Linked DNA regions of Homo sapiens: region 2 is linked to region 1. Evidence: read pairs that join two places in POLR2A ChIA-PET (ENCODE). Cell type or tissue: GM12878. All regions are shown on one strand.

Region 1 (5,000 bases):
ACCATCCTGGCTAACACGGTGAAACCCCGTCTCTACTAAAAATACAAAAAATTAGCCAGGCGTGGTGGCGCACGCCTGTAATCCCAGCTACTTGGAAGGCTGAGGCAGGAGAATCGCTTGAAACTGGGAAGCGGAGATTGTAGTGAGCCGAGATCATGCCATTGCACTGCAGCTTGGGTGACAGAGCGAGACTCCGTCTCACACACACACACACAAAATTGACATAAGATGCTCTGAGACAGAATAAACCATGGGATTTTCAACACCAAAAGCTCTGTTAATAAGAAATTGTCTAAGAACCCAGTTCTTTACTTGACAAATAACTTACATATACTTAGCATTTTAAATAAAGTTAGTGAGATGATTGACTTATGGCTTTTTTTTTTTTTTGAGACAGAGTCTCACTCTGTCACTCAGGCTGGAGTGCAGTGATGTGATCTTGGCTCACTGTAACCTCCATCTCCCAGGTTCAAGTAATTCTCCTGTCTCAGCCTCTCGAGCAGCTGGGACTACAGGCGCATGCCACCACGCCTGGCTAATTTTTGTATTTTTAGTAGAAACAGGGTTTCACTACATTGGTCAGGCTGGTCTCCAACTCTCAACCTCAGGTGATCCACCTGCCTTGGCCTCCCAAAGTGCTGAGATTACAGGCGTGAACCACCACGCCCAGCCAGTAATGGCGTTTTTTTTAAAACAACATTCCATATCTCAGCCTTAATTTAAAAAACATGTGCAATTAGTATCTATTAAAATTAAGATGTTCATACTTTTTGGCCCAGCAAACCCATTCTAGTGATCTCTCCCACAGAAATAGGGGCAAATGCATTATTGTTTTTCTGTTTTTGTTTTTGTTTTTGTTTTTTGTTTTTGTTTAGAGACAGGGTCTCACTCTGACACCCAGGCTGGAGTGTAGTGGTGCAATCATGGCTCACTACAGCCTCCAACTCCTAGGCTCAAGCAATCCTCCTGCCTCAGCCTTCCAAATATGGGGTCTACAGGCAGGCACCACCACCCTGGATAATGTTTTGTAGAGACAGGGGCTTGCTGTGTTGCCCAGGCTGGTCTTGAGCTCTGGCCTCAAGTAATTCTCCAGCCTCGGACTCACAAAGTGCTGAGATTACAGGCGTATGCCACTGTGTCAAGCCAGCAGTTTTTTTTTTTTTTTTAACTTTCATTTTAGGTTAAGGGGTAATGTGCAGGTTTGTTATATAGGTAAACTGCATGTCTTGGGGGTTTGGCATACAAATTATTTTGTCACCCAGGTAATAAGCATAGTTCCCAATAGTTAGTTTTTTAATCTTCTCCTTCTCCCACCCTCCACGCTCAAGTAATCTCTGGTGTCTGTTGTTCCCCTCTTTGTGTCATGTGTTCTCATTGTTTAACTCTCACTTATAAATGAGAGTGCGGGTGTGGTGGCTCACGCCTGTAATCCCAGCACTTTGGGAGGCCAAAGCGGGCAGATCACCTGAGGTCAAGAGTTCGAAACCAGCCTGACCAACATGGTGAAACCCCGTCTCTACTAAAAATACAAAATTAGCTGGGTGTGGTGGCACACACCTGTAATCACAGCTACCCGGGAGGCTGAAGCAGGAGAATTGCTTGAACCTGGGAGGCAGAGGTTGCAGTGAGCCAAGATCACACCATTGCATTCCAGCCTGGGCGACAAGAGCAAAACTCTGTCTCAAAAAAAGAAAAAAAAAAGGCATGGCGCAGTGGCTCACGCCTGTAATCCCAGCACTTTGGGAGGCCAAGGCAGGCAGATTGCCTGAGGTCAGGAGTTTGAGACCAACCTGGCCAACATGGTGAAACCCCATCTCTACTAAAAATAAAAAAAATTAGCCAGGCATGGTGGCACACAACTGTAGTCCCAGCTACTCGGGAGGCTGAGGCAAGAGAATCACTTGAGCCTGGGAGGCAGAGGTTGCAGTGAGCCGAGATCGCACCACTGCACTCCAGCCTGGGTGACAGAGCGAGACTCTGTCTCAAAAAATAAAAAACAGAACATGTGGTATTTTTTTCTTTGTTCCTATGTTAGTTTGCTTATGAGAATGACTTCAGCTCCATCCATGTTGCTGCAAAGGACATGGTCTCATTCTTTTTTATGGCTGCATAGTATTCCATGGTACATACATGCCACATTTTCTTTAGCCAGTCTACCATTGATGGGCATTTAGGTTGATACTATGTTTTTGGTATTGTGAACAGTGCTGCAATAAACATATGCATGCATATGTCTTTATGGTAGAATGACTTATATTCCTTTGGGTATATTCTCAATAATGGGATGGCTATGTCAAATGATAATTCTGTTTTAAGCCCTTTGTGGAATCACCACACTGCTTTCCACAATTGCTGAACTAATTACATTTTCACCAGAAGTGTATAAACATTACCTTTTCTCCACAACCTTACCAGCATCTGCTATTTTTGACTTTTTAATAATAGCCATTCTGACTGGCACAAGATGGTATCCCACTGTGGTTGCGATCTACATTTCTCTAAAGATTAGTGATGATGAGCATTTTTTCATATATTTGTTGGCCACATGTATGTCTTCTTTTGAGAAGTGCCTGTTCATGTCTGTATTAGTCTGTTTTCACACTGCTATAAAGATACTACCTGAGACTGGATAATTTATAAAGGAAAGAGGTTTAATTGACTCACACTTATTCTTTTCCTTCTTCTTTTTTTTTTTTTTTGAGACAGTCTCACTCTTTTGCCCAGGCTGCAGTGCAGTGGCACAATCTCGGCTCACTGCAACATCTGCCTGCCAGGTTCAAGCAATTCTCCCACCTCAGCCTCCCGAGTAGCTTGGACTACAGCCGCATGCAACCACACCCAGCTAATTTTTGTATTTTTAGTAGAGACAGGGTTTCACCATGTTGGCCCAGATGGTCTTGAACCCCTGACGTCAGGTGATCCACCCACCTCGGCCTCCCAAAGTGCTGGGGTTACAGGCTTGAGCCACTGTGCCGGAACTGACTCACAGTTCTGCATGGCTAGAGAAGCCTCAGGAAACGTACAATCATAGTGGAAGGTGAAGGGGAAGCAAGGCATGTCTCCTCATGGTGGCAGGAGAGAGAGAGAGGAAGAGTGAGGAAGTGCTACACTTAAAACAATCAGCTCTAGTGAGAAGTCCCTCACTATCATGAGAGCAGCTTGGGAGAAACCGTCCTCATGATCCATTCACCTTTCACTGGGTCTCTCCCTGGACACGTGGGGATTACAATTCGAGATGAGATTTGGGTGGAGACACAAAGCCAAACAATATCATTGTCCTTTGCCCACTTTTTAATGGTGCTGTTTTTTGCTTGTACATTCATTTAAGTTCCTTATAGATTCTGGATATTAGACCTTTGTTGGATACATAGTTTGCAAATATTTTCTCCCATTTTGTAGGTTGTCTGTTTACTCTGTTGAGAGTTTCTTTTGCTGTGCAGAAGCTCTTTGGATAATTAGGTCCCATTTGTCAATTTTTGTTTTTGTTGCAATTGCTTTTGGCATCTTTGTCATGAAATCTTTGCCAGGGCCTATGCCATTTAGTATTTTCTAGGTTATCTTTCAGGGTTTTTATAGTTTTAGGTTTTACATTTAAGTCTTTAATTTATCTGGAGTTTATTTTTTTATTTTTTATTTTTATTTTTTTGAGACGGAGTCTCGCTCCGTCGCCCAGGCTGGAGTGCAGTGGTGCAATCTTGGCTCACTGCAACCTCCGCCTCCCGGGTTCAAGCGATTCTCCTGCCTCAGCCTCCTGAGTAGCTGGGATTACAGGCATGCACCAGCATGCCCGGCTGATTTTTGTATTTTTAGTAGAGACGGGGTTTCACCATGTTGGTCAGGCTGGCCTCAGACTCCTGACATTGTGATCTGCCTGCCTTGGTCTCCCACAGTGCTGGGATTACATTGAGTTGATTTTTGTGTATGGTGTAAGGAAGAGGAACATACTTCAAAATAATAAGAGCCATATGTGACAGCCCCACAGCCAACATAATACTGAATGGGCAGAAGCTGGAAGCATTCGCCCTTGAAAACTGGCACAAGACAAGGATGCCTTCTTTCATCGCTCCTATTCAACATAGTATTGGAAGTCCTGGGCAGGGCAATCAGGCAAGAGAAAGAAATAAATGACATCCAAATAGGAAGAGAGGAAGTCAAACTGTCCCTGTTTGTGGATGATATGATTCTACATCTAGGAAACCCCATAGTCTCTGCCCAAAAGCTCCTTGATCTGATAACTTCAGCAGAGTTTCAGGATACAAAATCAATGTACAAAAATCGGTAGTATTCCTATATGCCAACAACATCCAATTGAGAGCCAAATCAGGAACACAGTCTCATTCACAATAGCCACAAAAGAATGAAATACCTAGGAATACAGCAACCAGGGAGGTGAAAGAACTCTACAAAGAGAACTACAAAACACTGCTCAAAGACATCAGAGATGACACAAACAAATGGAAAAACATTCCATGCTCATAGATAGGAAGAGTCAATATGTTAAAATGGCCATACTGCCCAAAGAAATTTACAGATTCAATGTCATTCCTATCAAACTACCAGTGACATTCTTCAGATAATTAGAAAAAACAATTTAAAAATGCATATGGAACCAAAAGAGAGCCTGAATAGCCAAGGCAATTCTAAGCAAAAGAACAAAGCTGCAGGCACCAAGTTACCTGACTTCAAACGATACTACAGGCCTACAGTGACCAAAACAGCATGGTACTGGTACAAAAACAGGCACATAGACAAATGAAATAGAATAGAGAGCTCAGAAATAATGCTTCACACCTACAGCCATCTGATTTTTGACAAAGTTAAAAAAAAAAAGCAATGGGGAAAGGACTCCCTATTCAATAAATGGTGCTGGGATAACTGGCTAGCCGTATGCAGAAAATTGAAACTGGATATTCTTGTTTATAATAGCAAAAGTGGGAAATAGCCATTAATAAGGGAATGTTTGAGTTCATTATGGTACATCCATATAATGGAATATTAAG
Region 2 (5,000 bases), 61 kb after region 1:
CTGAGTAGCTGGGACCACAAGTGCATGCCACTACACCAAGCTAATTTTTTCATTTTTAGTAGAGATGGGGTTTTGCTATGTTACTCAGGCTGGTCTCTAACACCTGGCCTCAAGCGATCCTCCCACTTTGGCCTCCCAAAGTGCTGGGGTTATAGGCATGAGCCACCACACCTGGCCTATTTATATTTTTTAACCATCATCTCCCCATGCACCCCACCCCCAGCCTCTGGTAACTACCATTCTATTCTCTGCTTCTATGAGTTCAAGTTTTTTAGATCCCACATATAATTGAGAACATGTAGTATTTGCTTTTCTATTCTGGCTTATATTACTCAGCATAATGCTCTCTAATTCCATCCATGTTGTTGCTGCAAGTGACAAAATTTTCTTCCTTTTTTAAGGAATGGGGTCTTGCTATGTTGCCCAGGCTGGACTTGAACTCCTGGGCTCAAGCAATCCTCTCATCTTAGCCTCCCATGTAGTTAGGACTACAGATGCATACCAACATGCCTAGCTAGAATTTCCTTTCTTTCTTTCTTTCCTTCTTTCTTTCCTTTCCTTTCTTTTCTTTCTTTCTTTCTTTCTTTCTTTCTTTCTTTCTTTCTTTTTCTCTCTCTTTCTTTCTCTTTCTCTTTCTTTCTTTCTTTCTTTCTTTCTTTCTTTCTTTCTTTCTTTCTTTCTTTCTTTCTTTCTTTCCTTCTTTCTTTCTTTCTCTCTTTCTTTCTTTTAGATGGAGTTTCACTCTTGTTGCCCAGGCTGGAGTGCAATGGCGTGATCTCCTCTCACTGCAACCTCCACCTCCTGGGTTCAAGCAATTCTCCTGCCTCAGCCTCCACAGTAACTGGGATTACAGGTGCCCGCCACCATGCCAGGCTAATTTTTGTATTTTTAGTAGAGATGGAGTTCCACCATGTTGGCCAGGCTGATCTCGAACTCCTGACCTTAGGTGATCCACCCGCCTCGGCCTCCCAAAGTGCTGAGATTTCCGGTGTGAGCCACCATGCCCAGCCAAATTTCCTTCTTTTGAAAGGCTGAATGGCAGAGTGGGGGGCGGAGGGGAGTGTCCAAGATAGCCAACTAGAAGCAGCTAGTGTGCATGGCTGTCAGGTAGAGGAAAAGAAGGGGCAAATAAATACAACACCTTCAACTGAAACATCCAGGCATTCACACTGGGATTAATCAAGGAAACAACCTGACCCACAGAGAACGAATAAAAGCAAGACAACAGCCTACCTAGGAACAACATGGAGCCAGGGGATCCCCCCGCCACACAGGGAAGCGGTGACTGAATGAGTGACCCGGGGAAACCAGGCTTCTCCCAGGGGGCTGAGCCGCAACAGCCCACACACCCCACTTCCATGGCACCTCACAAGATAAGACCCACTGGCTTGGAATTCCAGCCAACTACCAGTAGCTGCATCGCACCTCCTTAAGAAGGAGTTCCCAGGGGAAGGGGTGGGCCACCATCTTTGCTGTATGGGTGTCTTGGCCATTCCAGCCTTCAGACTTTGGAGTCTGAGCTGAAGGCTGAAGGGATCCCCCAGCACAGCACAGCTCCTCTACCAAAACATGGCCAGACTGCTGCTTTAAGCAGGTGCCTGATCCCGTTCCTCCTCACTGGATGGGACCTCCCAATGGGGCCTCTGCCCACCCCTGCCTGAGCTCTCCGGCTGACAAAGATCTTAATTCTCCCTAGGATTGAGCTCCCGGAGGGAGGGGCGGGCTGCTTCTTTGCTGTTTGGGTGACTTAGCCATTCCAGCCTTTGGGCTTCAGAGGGTCTGAAGCGATCAGGGGCTGAAGTGCACTCCCAGCACAGCACAGCTACTCTACCAAAACGTGGCCAGGCTGCTTTTTAAAAGCAGGTTCTGATCCCTTCCTCCTCACGGGGTGGGACCTCCAAACTAGGGCCTCCAGCCACTTCCTACAGGTGCCTTTGGGCCAGCAACAGGTTTGCACCTCCCTGGGACAAAGTTCCCAGAGGGAGGGACATGCTGCCATCTTTGTCTTTTTGCAGCCTTCACTAGTGACACCTCCAGGTTCTGGAAAATCTGAGGTGACTAAAGACTGAAGCAGGCCCCAAGCATACTGCAGCAGCCCTACAGAAAAGTGGCCAGACTCTTACGATACACCCGTTCTCCTATCTCCTCACCGGGCAGGTTCTCCAGGCCTGGGCCTCCAGACACCCTGCCACCAGAGCTCTTGAGCCAGTACAAACTCAGCAGCTCCCTGTGCAGATCCTCCAGGGGCATTTGAAAGCTTCTCTGCCACTGCCCTTGCCACCCTCAGACTAACAAAGGAACAAAGACCCTAAGTGCCTTATCCATACCTCCAACAAGCTGCAGTTGACCCAAGGAGAGGTGGCCAGTCTGTGTCCCACGGGTCCCACACACCCACCGTGGCTCATCACCAGGCAGGGAACCCCTAGCTTGGGTCCACAGCACAAACCCTCCATCTTGGGCTGACTGCACTGAGCAATTGCTGACCTGCATCTCTCTGGCATAGAGGCCCCAGGAGTCGAGCAAACGACCCTGGGCCACAACCATTACTAAGATCTCTTCCTTAGCAGCTCTGAGATTGCCCCAGAGCTGCAGTGGGCAGCCCAAGAGTGCCAAGTCATGAACTATGGCCAGCACTTAAGGGGGAGAGGACCCCACACTTTCAGGGCACTGAGAGGGAACACAGCTGCAACTGAGAGGAAACATAGGGGAGCCACACAACCGGACAAGAGTCTACCAACTGACCAATAAGCCTAAGTGTCACCTGCTGGATCACACCCCAAAGCTTCAACACGAAAAATACTTCACTAACATATCCCCCTCTGAAACCAGAGACAAGACATCAGCTTCAAATAAAGACTCTACACAAAGCCTTGGCCCAGTGAAAACATCCAGAAAAGAAGTCTATTGTCTGTACTGAATCTATGTTGCAGTTTCATGTGGTTTCTTACTGTTTCCTTTTCTTTGAAATGCCAAAGAGTTGCACAAATTGAGAATGTCAGGGTTGGAAGTCCCCATAAATGCTGTCAACTCCAACAATGCATCTGGCTCTTAAGTCTTCTGTACAGTTTCTCTAAGTGGTTGCCCACATTGTGGTTAAACACAGCCAATGCAATGAAAGCAACCACCTGATAGGCAGCCCATGCCACCTCTCAGCTGCTGGAAAGCTGTCTTCCCCCTTTAGCAGCCATCAAATCACCACCCCTCCACAGCTGACACCAGGCCCTGCCCATCTACCTTACAGGACATCTCTTGTAGGGTGTATTGATCTTCCTCGGCATCTGCATGTTGCTACCAACATGCAGAGATGAGAAAGAACCAATGCAAGAACTCTAGTAACTCAAATGGCCAGAAGGCCATATGTCCTCCAAACGACCGCACCTCTTGTTCTCTAACAAGAGTTCTTAACCAGGCCGAACTGGCTAGAATGACAGAAATAAAATTCAGAATATGGATAGGAACAAAGACTATTTAGATTCAGGAGGATGGCAAAACCCAGTCTAAGGGAAATAAGAACCATAATAGAGTGATACCGGAGCTGAAGGGTGAAATAGCTGGTTTGAAAAAGAACCTAGGCTGGGCATGGTGGCTCGCACCTATATTCCCAGCACTTTAAGAAGCCAAAGCAGGTGGATCACATGAGGTCCGGAGTTCGAGACCAGCCTGGCCAACATGGCGAAACCCCGTCTCTACTGAAAATACAAAAATTAGCTGGGCATGATGGCAGACGCCTGTAATCCCAGCTACTCGGGAGGCTGAGACAGGAGAATTGCTTGAACCCGGGAGGTGGAGATTGCAGCGAGCCAAGATAATGCCACTGCACCCCAGCCTGGGCAACAGAGTAAGACTCCGTCAAAAAAAAAAGAAGGAGAAGAACATAACGGGTCTGACAGAGCTGAATAACACAGTACAAGAATTGCACAATACAATCACAAGTATTAACAGCAGAATAAACTAAGCTGAGGAAAGAACCTCAGAACGTGAAATAAGAGAGTCAGACAAAAATAAACAAAAAAGAATAAAAAGGAATAAATAAAACTTCTGAGAAGTATGGGATTATGTAAAGAGGCCAAATCTATGCGTCACTGGCATCCCCAAAAGGGAGGGGGAGAAAATCTATTTTGGGATATCATCCATGAAAACTTCCCCAACCTTGCTAGAGAGGCCAACAGTCAAATTCAGGAAAACAGAGAACTCCTACAAGATTCTCCACAAGAAGATCATCCCCATGACACATAATTGTCAGATTTTCCAAGGTCAAAATGAAAGAAAGAATGTTAAAGGCAGCTAGAGAGAAATGGCAGGTCACCTATAAGAGGATCCCCATCAGGCTAACAGCAGACCTCTCAGCTGAAACCCTATAGGCCAGAAGAGATTGGGGGCCTATATTCAACATTTTTAAAGAAAAAAATCTTCAACCAATAATTTCATATCCAGCCAAACTAAGCTTCCTAAGTGAAAGGGAAATAAGATCCTTTTCAGATAAGCAAATATCAAGGGACTTCATTACCACAAGACCTGCCTTACATGAGGTCTTGAAGGGGGCACTAAATATAGAAAGAAAAGACCACTGGTAGCTAATACAAAACCACACTTAAACACACAGACCAGTGTCATTGTAAAGCAACCACACAAGCAAGCCAACATAATAACCAGCTAACAGCCCAATGACAAGATCAAATCCATAAATATCAATACTAACCTTGAATGTAAATGGGCTAAATGTCCCACTTAAAAGGTGCAAAATGGCAAGCCGGATAGAAAAGCAAGACCCAATGGTATGCAGTCTTCAAGAGATCCATCTCACAAGTAATGACATTCATAGGCTCCAAATAACAAGAGGCTGAAAAATCTACCAAACAAATGGAAAAAAGAAAAAAGAAGGGGTTGCAATTCTAATTTCAGACAAAACAGATTTCAAACCAACAAAGGTCAAAAAGACAAGGAAGGGCATTACATAATGGTAAAGGTTTCAATTCAACAAGAAGATTTAACTATCTTAA

What was found. ChIA-PET counts read pairs that join two places held together with the same protein. Peaks named below come from ENCODE experiments on the same cell type or tissue, not always from the same donor. Only the 100,000 strongest peaks of a DNase experiment are listed, where the experiment ranks them.
Region 2: POLR2A ChIA-PET joins it to region 1 with 8 read pairs; 2 of 35 experiments call an interaction of 5 or more read pairs at or near these places.

Annotation. Positions count from the first base shown.
Region 1 is chrX:120,633,674-120,638,673 of GRCh38, forward strand. No RefSeq gene overlaps it. Among named protein-coding and RNA genes, the nearest start is that of C1GALT1C1, 6.1 kb to the left of the region's middle. In GM12878, no CTCF peak of the experiment used is centred here; a DNase peak (open chromatin) is centred at 3,028.
Region 2 is chrX:120,694,210-120,699,209 of GRCh38, forward strand. No RefSeq gene overlaps it. Among named protein-coding and RNA genes, the nearest start is that of C1GALT1C1, 67 kb to the left of the region's middle. RefSeq lists an enhancer at 2,874-2,973. In GM12878, no CTCF peak of the experiment used is centred here; a DNase peak (open chromatin) is centred at 3,022; H3K27ac peaks cover 1,102 bases.